2 separate regions of the Homo sapiens genome follow, and region 1 is linked to region 2. The links are chromatin loops, found by intact Hi-C in ENCODE. Cell type or tissue: ascending aorta. All regions are shown on one strand. Links, peaks and the distances in the headings refer to the core of each region. The heading gives the core; the rest is flanking DNA.

The links. A loop is a pair of places that touch in the nucleus more often than their neighbours do. Peaks named below come from ENCODE experiments on the same cell type or tissue, not always from the same donor. Only the 100,000 strongest peaks of a DNase experiment are listed, where the experiment ranks them.
Region 1: it touches region 2 in a loop (3-fold over the local background); 1 of 110 quality-filtered maps calls a loop at or near these places.

What each region holds. Positions count from the first base shown.
Region 1 is chr13:30,841,218-30,851,092 of GRCh38, forward strand. No RefSeq gene overlaps it. Among named protein-coding and RNA genes, the nearest start is that of LINC00545, 36 kb to the right of the region's middle. RefSeq lists enhancers at 6,676-6,735, 6,846-6,935. In ascending aorta, for the core only: no CTCF peak of the experiment used is centred there; a DNase peak (open chromatin) is centred at 6,834; H3K27ac peaks cover 2,466 bases.
Region 2 is chr13:30,892,785-30,904,102 of GRCh38, forward strand. All of the region lies in intron 2 of TEX26-AS1 (TEX26 antisense RNA 1), which reads right to left. Among named protein-coding and RNA genes, the nearest start is that of MEDAG, 7.8 kb to the right of the region's middle. In ascending aorta, for the core only: a CTCF peak has its summit at 6,033; DNase peaks (open chromatin) are centred at 3,197, 3,776, 6,177, 7,833 and 1 weaker place; H3K4me3 peaks cover 1,676 bases; H3K27ac peaks cover 5,000 bases.

The DNA of each region.
Region 1 (9,875 bases), core at 3,904-8,903, 51 kb before region 2:
AATCTGGGCAGCTCCTCAGGGCAGCTGCCTTCCAGATGTGGCTCAGTGTTCCAGGAGGCTTTGATCTTCCAGCATCTCCATGTTAACTTGTCTTCCAACAGCATCACAGCAGGCAACAGAGCATGGAGAAATGCACTCTGATGCCGAAATTCCTCTGCTGCTGACCCATGTCCTATCCACCGACATCTCACTGGCCACAGCATACCCCATGCCATGCCTAATTTCAAGGCGACAGAGCCCGAAAGGAGAGAGAGCCAGACATCTTGGGAAGTGCTAGTAATGCCTACCACATGGGCCAAGTGTGGGGAGAAGGGCATTCCAGGCTGTAAAGGAGTTCAGGAAATGGGGGAGGGGGCTCAGGTGGCTGGAGTAAGTGAGCAAAGGTAATGCAGTCAGAGTTGATTTTTTTTTTGAGACAGAGTCTCACTCTGTCTTGCCCAGGCTGGAGTGCGGTGGCACGATCTCGCCTCACTGCAGCCACGTTCAAGCGATTCTCCTGTCTCAGCCTCCCGAGCAGCTGGGACTACAGGCGTGTGTCACCACACCCAGCTAATTTTGTATTTTTAGTAGAGACGGGGTTTCACCATGTTGGCCAGGCTGGTCTCGAACTCCTGACCTCAGGTGATTCACCCACCTCAGCCTCCGTGAGCCACTGCACCCAGCCAGAACTGATTGAAGAGGTGTCCACGGTCAGATCCTACACAGGAAGGATTATGAATTCTATTCTAACCACAGCCTAAGGTTTTAACACAAGGGAGTCAGGGCGCATGATTTATAGTTTAAAATGGCGGTTTGAGTTGTTCTATAGAGAAATGGAGGAGGAGGCTGTGGAAGCCGTCGAGGCTAGAAATGATACTGGCTTGGGCCTAGAGCAGTAGAGATGGAGAAAAAAGTATAATTGAGACATATATTGGTGGTAGAGTTGATAGGGTTGAGTGATAAATTGGAATGGAGGAATAAGAAAGGTCAAGAATGACAGATAATTTTCTGGATCAAGCAACTTAATGGATGGTGATGCTGTGTATGGAGGCAGGGATGCGAGAGGAGGAATAGAGAGAGAGAGACTGTGTGCGTGTATGTGGTGTGTGTGTGTGTATGTGGTGTGTGTATGTGGTGTGTGTGTGTATGTGGTGTGTGTATGTATGTGGTGTGTGTGTATGTGGTGTGCGTGTATGTGGTGTGCATGTATGTGGTGTGTGTGTATGTGGTGTGCGTGTGGTGTGTGTATGTACGTGGTGTGTGTGTATGTGGTGAGTGTATATATGGTGTATGTGGTGTGTGTGTATGTGGTGTGTATGTGGTATGTGTGTATGTGGTGTGTATGTGGTGTGTGTGTGTATGTGGTGTGTGTGTGTATGTGGAGTGTGTGTATGTGGTGTGCGTGTATGTGGTGTTTGTGTATGTGGTGAGTGTATATATGGTGTATGTGGTGTGTGTGTATGTGATGTGTATGTGGTTTGTGTATATGTGGTGTGTATGTGGTGTGTGTGTATGTGGTGTGTGTGTCTGTGTTGTGTATGTGGTGTGTGTGTACCTGTTGTGTATGTGGTATGCATGTATGTGGTGTGTGTGTGTGTGTTGTGTATGTGGTGTATGTGTCTGTGGTGTGTATGTGGTGTGTGTGTAAGTGGTGTGTGTGTCTGGGGTGTGTGTGTATGTGGTGTGTGTGGTGTGTTCGTGTATGTGGTGTGTCTGTGTATGTGGTGTATGTTGTGTGTATGTGATGTGTATGTGGTGTGTGTGTGTATGTATGTGGTGTGTGTGTATGTGGTGTGTGTGTGTATGTGATGTGTGTGTATATGTGGTGTGTATGTGTTGTGTATGTGGTGTGTGTGTGGTGTATGTTGTGTGTATGTGGTGTGTATGTAGTGTGTATGTGGTGTGTGTGTGTGTCTGGTGTGTGTGTCTGTGGTGTGTGTATGTGGTATGTGTGTATGTGGTGTGTGTGTCTGTGGTGTGTGTGTTTCTGGTGTGCATGTGGTGTGTATGGTGTGTGTGTCTGTGGTGTGTCTGTGGTGTGTGTGTATGTGGTGTGTGTTTGCATGTGGTGTGTGTGTGTCTGTGGTGCATGTGTATGTGGTGTGCGTCTATGTGGTGTGCATGTATGTGGTGTGTACGTGGTGTGTGTGTATGTGTTTTGTATGTGTTGTGTGTGTACGTGGTGTGCGTATGTGGTGTGTGTATGTAGTGTGTGTGTATGTGGTGTGTATGTATGTGTTGTGTGCATGTGGTGTGCGTGTATGTGGTGTGTGTGTGTGGTGTGTGTATATGTGGTGTGTGTGTCTGTGGTGTGCATGTGGTGTGTCTGTGGTGTGTGTGTCTGTGGTGTGTGTGTATGTGGTGTGTATGTGGTGTGTGTTTGTATGTGGTGTATGTGGTGTGTGTGTATGTGGTGTGTGTATGTTGTGTGTGTGTGGTGTGTGTGTATGTGGTGTGTGTGTATGTGGTGTGCGTGTATGTGGTGTGTATGTGGTGTGTGTTTGTATGTGGTGTGTATGTGGTGTGTGTCAGGGGTGTGTGTATGTCGTGTGTGTGTATGTGGTGCGTGGCTCTGTGGTGTGTGTGCATATGGTGTGTGTCTATGTGGTGTGCTTATATGTGGTGTGTATGTTGTGTGCGTGTGTGTTGTGTATGTGGAGTGTGTGTGTGTCTGTGGTGTAGTGTCTGTGGTGTGTGTATGTGGTGTGTGTGTCTGTGGTATGTATGTGGTGTGTGTAGGTGTGTATGTGGTGTGTGTGTCTGTGGTGTGTGTGTATGTGGTGTGTGTGTGTGTCTGTGGTGTGTTTTTGTGGTGTGTATGTGGTGTGTCTGTGGTGTGTGTGTCTGTGATGTGTGTGTCTGTGGTGTGTGTCTGTGGTGTGTGTGTGGGTGTGTGGGTGTGGGTGTGGTGTGGGTGTGTGGGTGTGGGTGTGGTGTGGGTGTGGGTGTGGTGTGTGGGTGTGGGTGTGGGTGTGTGGGTGTGGGTGTGGGTGTGGGTGTGGTGTGGGTGTGGTGTGTGTGGGTGTGGTGTGTGGGTGTGGTGTGGGTGTGGGTGTGGTGTGTGGGTGTGGGTGTGGTGTGTGGGTGTGGTGTGTGTGGGTGTGGTGTGTGTGTGGGTGTGTGTGGGTGTGGTGTGGGTGTGGGTGTGGTGTGTGTCTGTGGTGTGTACATGGTGTGTGTGTGTGCGTGTGGTGTGTGTATGTGGTGTGTGTGTGTCTGGTGTGTGTGTGGTTTGTGTATGTGATGTGTGTGTGTCTGTGGTGTGTGTGTATGTGGTGTGCGTGTATGTGGTGTGTATGTGCTGCGTGTGTTTGTGGTGTGTATGTGGTGTGTTTGTATGTTGTGTGTGTGTGTGGTGTGCGTGTCTGTGGTGTGTATGTGGTGTGTGTATGTGGTGTGCGTGTATGTGGTGTGTATGTGGTGTGTGTGTGTATGTGGGGTATGTGTATGTGATGTGTATGTTGTGTGTGTGTATGTGGTGTGTGTGTATGTGGTGCGTGTATGTGGTGTGTGTGTATGTGGTGTGCATGTATGTAGTGTGTATGTGGTGTGTGTATATGGTGTGTGTGTATGTGGTGTGTATCTGGTGTGTGTGTATCTGGTGTGTGTGTATGTGGTGTGTTCATGTGGTGTGTGTGTGCATGTGGTGTGTGTGCGCATGTGGTGTGTGTGTGCATGTGGTGTGTGTGCGCATGTGGTGTGTATGTGGTGTGTGTGTGTGTCTGTGGTGTGTGTGCATGTGGTGTGTATGTGGTGTGTGTATGTATGTGGTGTGTGTGTATGTGGTGTGTGTGTGTGTGCATGTGGTGTGTGTGTATGTGTGTTGAGGGTGAGAGGTCTAGGGTTCAGTTTTGTACAGTGCAGCGAGAGATCCCTGTGAAGCACCCCAGTGGGAATGTCAGGGGGGCAGCTGAGTGAGATGCCTGACTCTCAGGGGTATTAACATTAGATGAACAAATGCTTCACTGTTGCACTTACAGAGAAGGAGACTCTAATGGGACACCCTGGGCTGTCTTCCCACTCACCCACAGTCCTTTCTCCAAGTACAAATGGTACTGCTTATTTTAAAATATAGCATATTAACAGGAAATTGGAGCCACAATAAAGCCAACAGATCAGAAGATGATTGCCATTGAGAAGATAGTTGTGGCTGCACACAGTGGCTTACGCCTATAATTCCAGCACTTTGGGAGGCCGAGGCAGGAGGATTGCTGAGGCCAGGAGTTTGAGACCAGCCTGGGCAACATAGGGAGACACTGTCTGTACAAAAAATTTAAAATGAAAAAAAGTAGCCAGGCACGATGGTGTGCGCCTGTAGTTCCAGCTACTCAGGAGGCTTGAGGCGGGAGGATCACTGTTACCCAGGAGTTCAAGAATGCAGTGAGCTATGGTTGTGACACTGCACTCCAGCCTGGGCAACAGGGCAAGATCCTGCCTCTAAACAAATTAAAAAAGAAGAAGAAGAAGAAGAGATAGTTTGTTACTCACAGTTCCTAAGAGAAGAAGGCACACCCTGCATGGGGTGCCACGTGGGGAAGCACTGGGTTGGGGGCAGAGGAAGAGGGAGGCAGGGTGGACAGGGCTGGGATTGGCTAGTTTGAACCCTTTCAGTGGGCTCTGGGGCGTAGGGACTGTCCCTAGCCGTCTGATCCCTGGCCCTAGGGTCATTAGGGGAGGTGGATAGTGGCTCAGAGCAGGAAAGCCAAATAGAGGAAGTGGTTTGGGTATGAACTCTGGATTGGTTTGTTTACATTTTAAAAGCATCCTCCTGCGTGAGTTGTTTACTATCTTCAGGAGTTGGCGGAACTGAATTTGACCAGCATGACTCTAGAGGTCAAAGCATCAGAAAATAAAGGATATAATGTCCTGCCACACTGTGTAACAGAGGCCCACACTGTGCGCCTAAGCCCCCAACAATGTTGAGAGGTTTAATGACTTTTTTTGTTTGTTTTGGAGACAGGGTCTCACTCTGTTGCCCAGGGTGGAGTGCAGTGGTGTGATCATAGCTCACTGCAACCTCAAACTCCTGGGCTCCAACGATTCCTCTGCCTCAGCCTCCTGAGTAGCTGGGAATACAGGCATGCGCCACTACGCCCAGCAAATTTTATTTTTTGTAAAGACGGGGTCTCATTTTGTTGCCTCAGCTAGTCTCAACTCCTGGCCTCAAGTGACCCTCCTGCCTCAGCCTCCCAAAGTGCTGTGATTATAGGCATGAGCTACTATGCCCGGCCTTAATGACATTTTTAAAAGCATTTGTAAATGATGTTGAAAGTTATTCCAACACACTTACCACATAACACATTTGTTAGTCATCTGCTCTTAGTGATACATGTAACAATAGGATGTATCCATTCTTTCCCACCTCCTGACACCACTACCAAATACCTTTCTTGGCCTCAATGACTCTAAATGAACTTAGTTTAGACCAAACATGGGAGAAGGAAGAAAAAGCTGAAGGTTTATAGTTTATATTTAATTCTAATTTCCCCTTCTGAGAAACATTGTATTTTCATTAGAGGCATGGGTTGCCTGGGACATATGGTTATCAGGCCGGATTTTTAGTTGTCTACAAAGTAACACAGACATTACCAAAAAAAGTTCTCATGCAGTTGAATGACTAGGGAAAGGACCACCTGGATGGATGAAGATGTTGGTCTCAGCTGTGCACTCTTGCTGCCAGATTGCAGGGCTTACCTATCTCCTGATACTGAGCAGTTTCCAAACTAGTCACACAGATACCTAAGTAGGTCAGGTGCTCACAGCATGACTACTAAGTAGCTGCTCACTCTGCAGGAGGACGGGGAAGGGCTGGTCTGCTGCTTGCCGCAATGTTTGCTGCGCACTCAAAAAGTGCTGGGCCCTTGACCCTGGATTCCTCTGCTGAGGTGCATCCCACTGAGTGTGTAGCCCTCATCTGGGCCTGTTGCGCCATGGGACTCGGGGCAGGACGCCTGCTGCAAAGATGCTAGCACTCTCTGAAGTAAGTGAGTGTGCTGTGAATAATAACATCTTTCGTCTCTGATCCAGGAGTGTCATGTCTTCTGTCAGAATCCATGACACTTGTTAGCTCACAGCTGGGGTAAAACCTTAAACCTTCCACAGGTCTTGACATAAGAATCCAGCTATTGCATTAAAATATAACTAGTATATATTATAAAGCAGCTGCCAGTCCATGGAACAGGGAGAACTTGTGCTTAGGTGAGAGAGACACCTGGCCATGAACACTAACGGCCGTTTTAAAAGGAGACAAGCTTCTACTTCATTTGGATCTTAGGCAGTGGGGCATTCACATAAGATGATTGCTGGTTCGAAGGAAAGAACCAAAAAAAAAAAAAAAGAGAAACTTTTAGCTTTTGTTATGATTATGTTCCCAGCAAATTGATGATTTGTTTGAAGAATGAAAACTCCTAGAAGGGGTCACTGGAAAGGAAAAACTTAAAATGATGATGATCTGTAGGGTGATTTTCCTGAGAGAAAAGCATACTTTGCACTAATGGCTATCTTCCCAGTGAATTCATTTTGAAGCCAAAGTGGATAATTCCCAGCAGCCAGCCTCCACCCCAGGGGATCTATCCCCCATTCATCCAGACAGCAATGTTGATGGGTGGACAGTGGGGCAGCCCAGAGCCGAGTCCTTCCCTCACCCTTCCTGCCTGAAGTCGCCATCCCTCCATCAGCAGAGAGTGTAGTCAACTTGTTAACCACAGAGCAGGACACGTACGACTCCTTATTTCCTTATGTCTCTTTTAAGCACAGCTCCATTGCACCCATGTTCAATTTTAGCCTCAGCGTCTGCCCTTAGCCACAAGTTCCCGGCATCTCTGTGGGAATTCATGATTGTGAGAGGAAGACAAGCCCCGTGTGAAGGGATGATTCACCCTCTCCCTTGAGAGTTTCAGTCTCAAAGCTGCCAGCAAATGGGTCTTGATGGAGACAAGTAGGAGACTGAGTATTTGGGTAGATGTCGTCATTTTAAATCTCTGCTGGGAGGAAAAAAAAAACAACGAAAAAAATCAAAACAAAAGCCCTGTCAAACCGCATTATAGCCCTTCTCTACGTAATAACTAGGAGGTCAGAGTTGCAAAATGCATAGAGAAGAAGTATTCCTGTTCTACGAGGACTTTTAGGACAGGAAGAAAAAGCCATACAAAATGAGAAAGGCCTTGTTAAGGCTGGAAATGCTAACGTTTCACTGGTAGGTATCTGCTCTCGATGCAGTCTTCTCCATGGGTTCTGTGGTCCTTCTCCTCACCTTCCCACTGGCTGCATCCCCATCCTTCGTTTCCTCCTTGCTCTTTTGCTCAGGGTTGCCTTCTCTGCTTCTTAGTCACTTGTCCCATTTCTGTGGCTTCATTTCTGTCATTTTGTCCTTTCTCTTTTGATATATCAGACCATGATCTGGTTTGAGTTCTTTGTGCACACATGTATGTGTGTTAGATATTAAAAGAAAGAAAGAAAAAAATATATATATAATGCAGTGGGCAAAAAGCCCTAGGGCAGTTTGGAAACAGACAACAGCCTCAGCCTACTGCTTCGCATTCAGTATCTTGCCTCATCCTGCAAAAATCCTATGGAGCATTAATAGACCCAGTTTACAAATGAGGAACTGAGGCTCCCAGAGGTTGAGTAGCTTACCTGGGGTCACACAGGTGGTATACTGTGGAGCCATGGTCAGCTCTACTGCTCACTCTTCATTTCAGAGTGTGTCTAGCTAAGGGTGCTGGAAGGGAAGTGAGCCTCGAGCAGTGGGGTAGCTTGGATTTTGGAAGCAGCACACCTGGGTTCATAAATTGGCTTCTTCATGGACTAGCTCTGTGACTTAGCCTTTCTGGGATTAATAATAGTGATTCTCAGAGGGTCATTGTAAGGATTAAATGAGGCGATGGAGGAAAAGGTAGTGTGTCTGGCACATAGTAAATGCTTAATTAATGTAGCTAGGCCTGAAACCTAGGAGTCATCCTCAAATCTTCCCTTTTTCTCACATCCCACATCCAGTCCATCAGCAAGTCCTGTCAGCTCTACCTTCCATGTATCCAAACCTGGTCACTTCTCACCACCACCTCTTAACCTCAGTCCTCATCGCCTCTTACCAGGGAACTGAAACTTCCAACTGGCTCTGGGTTTCCACTCTTGTCCCCTTTGGCCAGGGCGATCCTGTTAAAATATAAGTCAGATTACACTCTTCCAATGTTTGGAACCCTCTGAAGATATCCAATATTATTGCACAAAGTTAATAGCTGAGGCCCAACAATGGGATGCTCAAGCCCGACAGCAGCACTTTACAAACTGTAATGTGCACATGAGCTACTGAAGATGTTGTGAAAGTGCAGCTCTGACTCAGTGGGTCTGGGGTAGAACCCAAGATTCTGCATTTCTATCAAGCACTCAGCTGCTGCTGCTGGTCCAAGACCCTAGTATTGAATAGCCAGATGCCACATTATCTGCACTCCACCTCCACCTTATCTCCTCTGTTATCCCCTTGCTAAACCTGCCCACCTTCATTGGCCTCCTTGTTGTGCCTCAACGCACCAAGTAGGTTCTACCTGAGGGCCTTTGAACGTCCTGTTTCTCTCTGTCTGGGAAATTCTATCTCCAGACACGTGATTAGCTCACTCCCTCACTTCCTTTAGGTATTGACTCCAATGTCACCCTCTCGGCAAAAGGTTGCCTGACATCTGTTCTTAAAATTGCATAACCCACCCCCAGCAACACTATTGGTTTCCATTCTCTTTGCTTTTGTTCATAGACTACAACTTTCTAACATCATACATATCATACTTATTTTGGTTTTTGTCAATCTTTCCCAGCTAGAAAGTAAGCCTTTTTTCAAAAGGTGAATTTATTTTTATATATTTGTCTTTAATTTTTTTAAGTGTTAGATTCAGGGGGTACCTGTACAGGTTTCTTACACGGGTGTATTGCATGATGCTGAGGTTTGGGCTTCTAATGATCCTGTCACCCAAGTAGTGAACATAGTACCCGATAGGTAGCTTTTCAACCCTTGACCCACTCTTTCCCACCTTTTGGGATCCCCCATGTTTATTGTTCCCATCTTTGTGTCCTGTGTACTCAATGTTTAGCTCCCACTTATAAGTGAAAACATGTGGTATTTGGTTTCCTGTTTCTGCACTAATTTGCTTAGGATAATGGTCTCCAGCTGCATCCATGCCATGTCGCTGCAAAGGACATGGTTTCATCCTTTTTTATGGCTGTGTAGTATTCCATGGTGTATATGTACCACATTTTCTTTATCCAGTCTACCAGTGATGGGCACCTGAGTTGATTCCATGTTTTTGCTATTGTGAACAGTAGTAGGATGAACATATGAGTGCAAATGTCTTTTTGGGAGAAGGATGTATTTTCTTTTGGGTATATACCCAGTCATGGGATTGCCAGGTTGAATGATAGTTCTATTTTTAATTCTTTGAGGAATGTCCAAACTGCTTTCCACAGGGGCTGAAATAAGTTACATTCCCACCAACAGTGTATGAGTTATTCCCTTAACAACCTCACCAACATCTGTTATTTTTTTACTTTTTAGCAATAGCCATTCTGACTGGTGCGAGGTGGTATCTCATTGTGGTTTTGTGTCTAATCATCTCTCTGATGATTAGTGATGTTGAGCATTTTTTCATGTGTTTGTTGGTTGCATGTATGTCTTCTTTTGAGAATTGTCTTTTCATGTACTTTGCCCACTTTATAACCAAGTTAGCTTATTGGTTTGTTTAAGTTTCTTATAGTTTCTGGGTACTAATCCTTTGCTGGATGCATAGTTTAGAAATATTTTCTCCCATTCTGCAGTTTGTCTGTTTGCTCTGTCAATAGTTTCTTTTGCTGTGCAGAGGCTCTCAGAAAGCAAGCTTGATGAGGTCACACAGCCTTGTCTCTTTGTTCAG
Region 2 (11,318 bases), core at 3,116-8,115:
CATTGCTCTCTTGTATCTCTCATTGCTACATTTACTAGCTTTCATCTGAGAAAATGAGGGAAGCTTTAGTTCACATACTTGAATACTGTTCCAAATGTCTCACGTTTCTGATAATGTCCTTCAGGACCCTGAGCAAACTAACTATAAAAAAGATGAATGACTGTGGATTATTCAGTAGGTTCTTGGTATCCTTTCAGAAATGTTAAGAACAGCTCCTTAACTCTTCACTCATAAACTTGGTGTTGTTTCCCCTTGGGTAATTTCTCTCATCTTTGAAGTTGAGTCCCATCAGTTGTCAGTGGCATGATTTATTCACGTCCAGGGCCAATGGAAGAAGCACAAGGGTGGGAGGCTGTTAGCTCTCGCCAGCGCCCCCTCTGGCCACTCCGGCAAAGGCCGCCAAGTGACAGCACACTGAATTCCTGTGCAAGGCTCTGGTGTGGGTGGAGGCGGCTCTGAGCAGAGCCCAGAATGTTGGAACAAGAGTGGGGTGGCCTGGCTTGCTGCTTCTGAACCTATCTCATCCTCACTACTCTGATTAGAGAAAAAAAAAAGGGAGAAGGCTTGCAAGTACTGTGCAATAGAGGTGGTAGTTTTACATAAATCTAAAAAATTTGGCCTGAGGTTTATGGAGAATCAAAACAACTTAAGGAATGCATTTTTTTCATATAAAATACCTGATAATTAACCTCTTCTTACTTTTTAAGTTATTAAACTTGAATCTTGGTGGGTCTTTTTTTTTGGCAGTATTAAGTCAAATCTGTGATATGTATAAAGTATCACTGACATGCTCAGAAAATACCTTTATCCTACACCACCCCCAATGGCTCCCAAGTGTGTGACTTAGTGAGTTCATCAGTTCAAATCAAGGAAACTTATTGCCGAGTATTCTCCCTTCTTGGGAGAACTCAAATGTTTCATTCCTGTGTCTCACTTCTTTCTCATCCTGAAGCTGAATTTAGTCATAATTGTTATACTGCTATAGCATTTGACACTTTTCGAAACATGTTTATTCACAATATTACAAGCAGAGGAGATTTCACTGTTTTTGCTTTTTAGAGGAGAACATTGGTATTCAAAGAAATAGACAAATTTTTGGGGCCGGGTGCGGTGGCTCACGCCTGTAATCCCAGCACTTTGGGAGGCCAAGGCGGGCGGATCACGAGGTCAGGAGATCGAGACCATCGTGGCTAACACGGTGAAACCCCGTCTGTACTAAAAATATAAAAAATTAGCCGGGCGTGGTGGCAGGCGCCTGTAATCCCAGCTACTTGGGAGGCTGAGGCAGGAGAATGACCTGAACCCAGTAGGCGGAGCTTGCAGTGAGCTGAGATCGCACCACTGCACTCCAGCCTGGGCAACAGAGCAAGACTCTGTTTCAAAAAAAAAAAAAAAAAGAAATAGACAAAATTTTGTTTAATCTATCTATTACAGTCTTGGATACTGATAAATTTATAGAATCACTGAGTCTAGAGAAGAAACCACACATATCAGCTTTTTAGTTGCAAGTTAATTTTGAGATAAGTTCAATCTTAAAAAATCAAATTATAAATGCATTGGAAGAAAATTTTTAAAAATATTGTTATGATTTGGGGGAAAATAGAGAAAAACTTTATAACTGGGGATCTCAGGACAAAGTCATAGTGAAAAATATTGCTAGACTCAAGGGCTTAAAACACACACACACACATACACACAGATTCAAAATTTCTGAATGGTAAAAAATATATTCTGATATATTTTGGAATTTATCAAGCAGAAAGGCAAATGATAAAAATTTTAAAAGGTAACATGTTTAATATATAAAGAGTTCTTGCAAACAAATAAGGAAAAGATGTCTCCATATGTTAACAATGGATCTAAATTGCAAATTCACAGCAGAAAAAATAAAAATGGCCAATAAACATAAAAAGTTTTAACCTTCCTGGTAACAAATTAAAAAAATTAAAACAATAAAATTCTCCAACGTGGTGGGGAAAAATAAAATAGAATAATAATACACAGTTTTGGCTAGGACTTTGGGAAATAGGTAACTTCCTGCTATGGTTTTGGGAATTTTAGTTTGGAGATCAGTTTGACATTATGTATCAAAATCCTTGAAAAAGAGCATAATATCTGATCCAGGTTAGGGGTGAATTATCAGCCAGTAATTGGACAAGTTGCCAAAGATACAAGTGCAAAAATGTAAATGGCGGTATTTTTATTTTAATCATGAAAAATGAGAAACAACTTAAATTATTGGTAATATGGGGTCATAGATGTCATAATTAAGCCATAAAAAGAAAGGCTACCAAATACAGTACCATGAATAGTTTGATGTAATTTTATTCAGGAAAAATGCACACATATTAGTAAATACACACATATATAAATATATGTCATAGTGTACATACAAATTATATATATTTCTATGTGTGCATGCATATGTGTGTATATATATGGAGAGAGAGAGACAGTGCCAGTCTTGGTTCTCAGTGCTTTACATATAACAATTCATTTAATCCTCCCTACAACCCCAAGAAGTGAGTGCTGTAATAAACTCCATTTCACAAATGAGGAAACTGAGGCGGAAAGAGGGAAGCACTTGCCTAAAGTCACACAGCTAATGAATGGCAAAGCCAGGATTCGAATCCAGATATTGAGGCCCCTAAGTCTTCCGTCCTAAGCACCAACCCAGCTGCCCTGGGTGACATAGGGAGCTCTATGCCCTCTGCTCTAAACAGATAGACAAAGGCTTGGGGGACGCACAGTAACTGGCATTCAGTGCTTACCTCTGGGTGGTGGGATGATAGAGGGGACTTCTGTTTATTATTTGAAAAAATTAAATCAATACTTTCTGATTTTTCTGCACTTACAAATCACTTAGTGGTGAAGCAAAACAAGTGTTTTTGTTTTGTTTAGTTTTTGAACTACAAAGTTTAGAAAACATGGATTTCTTCCCTTGTCCCGGTAACTTACAGGCCAAAATAGGATTAAGGGAGGGCTGGCCTAGCTTTCCCCACTCCATCTCTCTGCTAAGCCCTTGATTGTGAAGCCTCACAAAGACACAAAATGTGTGTGGGGGGTTTGCTTTTTCGTTTTCATTTTATTTCTTTCTGAACATTCTATGCCTGTCAATTTTTTTTAGTAAAGGAACTATTGCGTTAGGCCCAGCATTCCAAAGACCTGACATGCAGGCCGGGAATTCAGGCCGCTCATGTGAGGGGGCCTCTCCCTCTGGCTGTTGTCAGCCAGGCATTGCCAGGTTTCTTGTTATTTCTGCTCAGTGTTTTTTTTTTTGTTTGTTTGTTTTGTTTTTTCCCAAATCACAGGGGATTTTAATGTGAGGAAAATTCTCTCTCTATTTTTTTTTTTTTTTGTGACTCAAAAAGTTTTGGCTTTTATGATTGTGACAAATACCTAGGGGACTAGAAATAGTACAGTGTTTCCTGGTATTAAATAAATAGAAGTTTTTAAAAGAGAACACAGATTTCTGAAATCTCTGTCAACTTGATCGACTCTGAGGTGGACGTGTTTAGACTCTTCAGGACCTTGGTGGTGGTGACGGTCATAATGATGGTCACAATTTTCTGGGGGCTGGCCCTGTGCTCTGCCTTGTGCAAAGTGCTTTCCGCACATTCTTTTTATTGACCGCTCCTAGCATACATGGGAAGGAGTTAAGGGTATCCCCCCTTTTTGCAGGGCCCAGTGGTTTCCTGGCTGCCATGGAGTCACAGACCTCCGAAGTGGAAGTGCTGGGATCTTAACTCAGGTCTGTCCAAGTTCGAAGTGTGTGCCTGACCATGCAGTTCGGGTCTAAGACCAGAGGTAAATACTGACTTTGTGGAGAGTGAGTGCCCACTTCCTATTCCCTCATCCACCCTGGAAAGCACCGGGACAAAGGGGCTCAATCAACGTTTATGGAATGAATGAATGACTGGGTGAATGAATGCATGAACACAGCCCCCACCAACATGCCAAAGGATGTGAACAACAGAAAAAAGGCCACTGTGTAAAGTTCCTTTTAAAGCTTTAAGACAAGGACTTGAGGGATGAGGAGTCTGGGTTTTGGGTGGCTTTATTCTCTTTTGGTCCGGATTCTTTTAAATGTGGAGGGGGAATACTTTAAGTTCTGGAGACAGAGAAGGGTGCTGAGGGTTGCCTAGAGAAGACAGAATAACTTACTCTAAATTCCAGTTTGGTCTCTAGAGCGGGGAGTGGCAAACCTTCTTTGGAAAAGGGTAAGCAGTAAACATTTTAGGCTTTAAGGACCAGAGAGTCTCTGTTGCAACTGCTTAGCTCTGCTTATGTAGCATGGAAGCAGCCATATGTAAACAAATGGATGTGGCTGTGTTTCAATAAAACTTTATTTAAAGACTTTGAAATGTGAGCTTACTTTGTATTATTTTTGCATGTCACAAAATTATTACTCTTCTTTTGTTTTTTTTCAACTATTTAACAATACTACCCAAAATGAGCTACAGATTCAGTGCAATCTCTATACAAATGAAAAAACATTCTTAATCATGGTCATACAAAAATAGGCAGCAGGCTGGACTTGGCTGGTGGACCATACTTTTCCCACTCCTGTTCTATAGTCCAGAGAGATGTGAAGAGTGAAGCTTTTCATCTTTTCCATCTTGTCAGCTCAGCTGCCTTGGGTAGGAAGGGGTTTATAAAAAGTGCTTCTTCACTGCATCAGCTGTATGGCTGGGCAAGTTACAAGTCACTGGCACTCCGTGTGCCTCTTTTTCCCCTTCTATAAAATGGGAATATAAATAGTTCATAGTTTGGAGGAGTAGATAAAATCATCCATTGAAGGCACTTAGAACAGTGTCTGACATGGGGAAATCTTCACTAAATGTCAGCCATTCTCATTATGGTTGTTGTGGTTGATGCTGTTTGTCAGTGGGGTGGAGAAAGACATGAAATCCAAGGAACAATTTGGCCCTTTGTTCCAGGAGCAGCAATAATTTTGACAATACTACGGGATTCCCTGGGTTCACCCCTTGACTTTCCGAATCTGCCCATTTTAGGGTGTGAATCTTTAGAGTTGGATGGGTCTTCTAGTGAAACCCCCTTTCTAAAGCCAATCTTATCTGTAGACACCGTTACTAAGAGCCATCCCTCGGTTTTTTAGTCTCTTATAAGATAGTCAGGTGCAACCACAAGAGGAGATGCAGGAGAGGCTCAGGGAAAAAAGAAGCCGATTATACTCACAGGTCCTAGGGACAAGGGGCACACACACTGTGTTGGTCCATATGAGAAAGACACCAGGGTGGAGCTCGCAGAAGATAGGATGAGGGGGAGATTTAAGCCATAACCTTTGTTGGGGTTTCTGGGGAAAGGCAAGGCAGGGCAGGGTGAATGGTTTTGGATGGGCTAGATTGAATAATTCTGGCAGGCTTTTGGCTACAAAGAGGGGTCTCTGTTGCTGGCACCTGGTCCTGGGATGATGTAGGCAGAGGAATACTGCCTCCTGGGATGCACTGGCCAGATACAGGAGGTCTGGCACTGCACTGGTTAGTTTGCATATCAAAGACATGCTTCAGTCTGAGTCCTTTCTCTAAGAATTGGCCAGATCCAGGAGGGGCCATCTCTCACCAACCAGAAAGGTTTTTTAAAATGCCAAAACATCACAGCATACAGAAAATTTTAAAGTCTTTGCAACATACCCTCTCAAATGTGATTTCAACTGCATCCAACCCCATTAAAAGTTCTAGATGAGCCCTCAGTTGTGTCCTGTACCTAACCAACACTCCTGTTCTTAGGCTTAGAGACCCTCCATCCTTACTTTCTCCTACATAACTGGCTGTGCTCGTGTCCGCCTCCTAGGTCCTCCATCTCCTCCTCCAACACTTATTGACCACTAGTAGCTGGCTTGACTTGAGGCCCCTGGAGACAGGGAACAGGTCTTAGGCATCTTGGAGTCCCACACTCCTAGCCCATGCCAGCATTCCATCAGTGTTTGTAGAATTGAGTGGTACCCTGGTTCCCACACGTGGTTCACATTAACAGACTCACTCTTCTCCAAAGTCACTTGCGCCTCCTCCAGACGCTCCATGTACCGGATGGTCCCAGCTGCTGCAATGTCCTAACCTACATTTGCCCCAGTGCCCCACAGCACTGAGCACCCTACCAGCAATTAAAGAGGTTTAACCAAAGTGCAAAAGCACATACGTAACCAGGATCAACTGACTGGCCTGGGAAAGCTTCTGTGTGAACTCTGCCACCAGAAGTGAGTGTTTGTTTGGGAAGACAGGAAGCAGTGAACTCAGAGAATAACACAGGCAGAGCCCAATGAGGTAAGCAGAGGGAAGGAAGTAAAATTTTCCATTCTAGTTTAGCCATGACTAAAGTTGTCAGGAATCAATGCAATAACTTCGAATTTGAACGTATTTGCATGAGTGGATCTCTGCAAATCTGGGCTTTTATTTTCCCATATGTTCCTACTTTAGCTTTCACAAGACTTTTTACAGTTACAATTGCAGAAGAAATGATCTGAGACATGTTCAGATATATTTTGTTCATTTATTTAACAAACACTCAATAGTGCTTATTTATGCCAGGCACTGTTCTCAGAACTTTATATATAACCATGACTCAATGCTGCTTTCCATTCATTTATTCATTCATTCAATAAAAATAAATATGATATCTTCTGTGAAACCACATTGTACCAGGAATAAAAAGGCATAAGATGCTGTTTTCTTTTCTCTTGGGCTTAGAGGGTGAGACAGACAAGTAAATCAATAACACAACACTTATAGTACAGGATGTGGTAAGGGGACACACAATATGTATCATTTGTCCTATGGGACAAGGAGGAAGGACACCAAAATTAGCCTTGAGTAGGTGATGTTGAAACTGGGTCTTAAAAGATGAGTGAGGGGCTGTGAAGACAGTAGGAAGCTGTGTGGCAGGAACAGCTTGTCCACAGCATCAAGGGAAAGCCAGCTGCACCCTCAGGGAGCTGCAAGCCATCTTCCACAGCCTTAAGCAAAGGCTGTGTATCTGAGCATGAGGAAGGGGCTTAGACAGCTTGGGCAGCCATCACAAAGTGCCACCAACTTTGTGTCTTAGTCTGTTTATGCTGTGATAACAGAATACCACCAACTGGGTAACTTATAAAGAACAGAAATGTATTTGCCTCACAGTTCCAGAGGCTGAGAAGTCCAAGATCAAGGTGCCAGCATCTGGGAGAGGCTTCTTGCTGTGTCCTCCTGTGGCAAAAGGTGAAAGGATCAGAGAGAACCAGACTCACTTTTATAACCCACTGTCCATAACAAACCGGCTCCTGAGATAATGACATTAATCCCTGCATGAGGCAGTGCCCTCAGGACCTAATCACCTCTTATTAGACCTCACTTCCCAACACTGTTGCCTTGGGGATTAAGTCTCCAATCCACGGACTTTGCTTTGAATTGGTTTGACACATTCAAACCAGAGCAAGATGCAAGTTCAGTTTCCGATGAGGGCTCTCTCCCTGGTTTGTAGATGGCTGCCACCTGCTGTATCCTCATGTGGTCTTTCCTCTGTATGCCCACAAACTCTGGAGCTGTTCTCTTCTTATATGGGTGCCAGTCCTATGGGATTGAAGTCCCACCCTTATGACCTCATTTGACCTGAGTGAATTTTCTAAACTATCTCCAAATACAGTCACATCCTATGGTGCTGGGTGTTAGGACTTCAGTATATGAATTGCTAGGGGGACGTGGGTAGGAGGGATTGGGAGAGAGGAGACTGGTATGAAGGCTACTGAGATAGTACTGAGAAAAAGTGGCAGAAAGCTAAGCAAAATCAATGGCAGTGGGGGTGGGAAGGAACCAAGAGATTCCTGAGATTTGTAGAAGGCAGAGTCAGTGGGTGGAGGCACCCAGTTGGCTAGGAGGACTGGGGTGGAGGAACAGCAGAAGAGCGTAGGGGTGGAGGGAGGAAGTGAGAGGGTGCAGTCTAGGATGCCCTCACAGCGCTGGATGGAGGGATAGTGATGCCTCCCTGGGATGAGAAACACAGGAGAAACAGCACATTGGGCAGGAGGAAGACGATGAGTTGCAGGTGCCAGGGGGAAATCATGTGGAGAGGTTAGCAGGAAGTTGTGTAGATTGGTCAGAGAGCCTGACAAGAAATCTGGCCTGGAGCTAGAGATTCAGACATCATCAGCTTGTAAGTGGTCATCAGAGCCAAAGATTTGGACAAAGTCATCCAGGAAAGGTGGACAAGGACAGAACTCTGCAGTTCAGGAAAATGAGTGGCCTGAAATGAGGGAGAAAGAGTGGGAGAAGACAGGGAGCTGACACTATTACTCGAGAACCGGGCACTGAGCTAGATGCTGTGAGTGGGCGGTCAACTCATTGTACTCTTACAGAAGTCCCCTGATGTAGGCATCAAACAAACACTTACATTGCACTTACTATGTGTCAGACAATTCTTTGCCATAACACATCAAATCCTTACAAACCTCACACTTCACATATGAGGAAACTGAAACACATAGGAGTAATGTGTTCAAGACTGCAGGCTAGATTCAAGATTCCAACCCAGGTGACAAGGTACCAAAGTCTGAGCTCTTAACGGTGTTGCTATCCTGCCTCTCCCTCTATTACCCTAATTTTAAAAATGAGAAAATGAACGACAGGAGAGTTTAGGAAACTTGCTCAAGATGACATGGTTAGCAAATGTTAGAGTTAGATTTTTCAACTCTAAACCCTTTGCACCTTTCACTACATTGTGCAAGTTCTTCACAAGCTAAGGGAAGAGAGAACTGCAGGGACAAGTGTAGTCTAGTGAGATCAAAACAGAAAGTGTTTATGAGGTTTAGTAACAAGGAGGTCATTGGAGACTTGGTCAGTTTCAGGAGGTGTGATGGGCAGAAGTCAAGGTATAAAGTCTTGAGGAGTAAATGTCAGGCAAGGAATTTAGAGAATTTTTTCAGGGAGTTTGACCATAGAGTGAAGAAGAGAGATGGAAATGTACTAAAAGGGAAAGTGAGATGTTAAAATGTTTAAAAAGTTATTTTTTTTAAGACAAAAGAAACCTGTAGATGTTTGTATGCTGACAGAAAAATCCAAAAATGGTGGCAGTGGTGGTGCCTAATTGATTTTTAATCTTTTGTGAATTTGGTAAGGTTGAATCAAATTTCTGAATATGAACTTTGGACCCCCAAAGCTGAGAAACTGAGCCTGTGAGCTGCTGATGTCCCCATAGCACAGTTACCTTAATGGGGACACATAAGGATGGCAAAATCTTTATCTTGTCTTTTACCTGTGAGCATAGCCACAGACTCACCAATGGGTGATTGCCTTGCTATAAAGTCTCTAAATTTGAGTGGTAACATTATAGCTAAACTGTTAATCTCACTTGTAGCGTAAATAGCTGTGAGGTACCCTACCCCAACTGCAAAGATTTAAAACCATGAAAAATCACTGCTGGTGAGAAGACAAATTGGTGCCAGCCTTTAGGAGAATAATGACACACGTTTCCAGAGCAATGCACATTCTCATATCATTTGTCCCAGTAATTCCATCTCTGAGAGCTTGGATACAGAAAAACGAAATCAAAGTATGAAGATGTTTATTGCAGCATTGTTTATAAGGAAAAACAAGAAACAATCTGAGTGTTCAAGAGTAAAGAAATGTCTAGACAAACAATAGAATATACACTTGATGGAAAATAGCATAGTGATTTAAAATACTATTCACAAAGAAAATGAAATTTTCACAACATAATATACATATAATGTTAAATGCACAAAGCCGAATAAAAATTCTACGATAGGAACACAACTATGTAAGCAAACCAAAAAAAGACTGAAAAGGTCGTCACCAGGAGTGATTGTTTGCCTGGCTGGTACTTGGGTAATGAAAAAGACATTAAACATGAAAAGATCTCTCTAGCTCTCTACTTATTAGCAATGGCTTACATTACATTGAATACTATTTTTTTTCTGTTCACTTTTTCATATCTTTCTCTGGCATTTTGGTAATGCATAAATTACCCATAAAGAAATGCAGGTGTTTTGCTGAAAACGCATCAAATGAAACCTCTAGACAACATACCAAGAAAGCATCTTTAAAATATTTTTATTATGCTCAACATCATTTTTCTGTATAAAACAATACACATTTATTTGGAAAATACAGGAAAAGTGTAAAATCACACAACTGTGGTGAGGTAAAGAAAAATTTCGTTTAATTCTTCTACTCAGATCTAAGTGTTGATATCTTACTATGAAGGAAACGGATTTTTTTTTTTGAGATGGAGTTTGACTCTTGTCACCCAGGCTGGAGTGCAATGGCACGATCTTGGCTCATTGCAACCTCTGCCTCCCAGGTTCAAGCGATTCTCCTGCCTCAGCCTCCCAAGTAGCTAGGATTACAGGCATTCAACACCATACCCAGCTAATTTTTGTATTTTTAGTAGAGATGGGATTTCACCATGTTGGCCAGGCTGGTCTGGAACTCCTGACCTCAGGCGATCCACATGCCTTGGCCTCCCAGAATACTGGAATTATAGGTGTGAGCCACCGTGCCTGCCCAGGAAACGGTTTTTTGATAGGAGGGACTGGTATGTTTATCTTAAACAAATGCATATAATTCTGATATAAAACCCCGATGTAACATTTTACCCTTCAAGAAAGCCAAATCATTCATAGACAGTGTGGTGTAGGTTTAAGGGCAATCAAGAGTTGTTGAGCTTGATCTATGTGAAGCTCATAGGGTGAGTTGTTGAGTTCGATCTATGTGGAATGGGGAGAGTAGGGGCTGGTGAGGGCTCTGTAGTGGACCTGCCCTCCTTGACTTACTAATTGAAAGCAACTTCTGCAGCTGTTATTGTTGTTGAGGTTGTATTCCACCAGCAGGTTGGAGACACAGGCAAAATATAACTAGATTTCAGCCACATGTTTGGACATGGTGCCAGAAGACTAGTTCATGCTGATTCCTGCATTTCTCCCTGTTATTTGAGGACAGGGGCCATCCTCTATTCAACTCTGTATCTCCAGCAAAGCACTGAACATAGCAGATGCTCAATTAACATATGTTGAAGTAAACTAAAGGCCTGGGTTCAAATTCCTACCCTATCATGTATTAGCTAGATGCCCCCATCCACTTCTTTGGCTTCAACCCCGTCTTTGATCTAGAGACTTTCAAATCTCAATCATTGACCTTGTCTTTCCAAAACGCCAGACCCAACTAACTCCTTGCCTCCTGGACTTTTCTACCTTGATGTTCCATAAGTAGCTCAAAATCAGTATGTCCCCCCTGAACTCATCACTATCTCTCCTCAAACTCCTACTCTTCCTCCTGTGAACCCTAGCTTCGTTAATGGTGTCACCATCT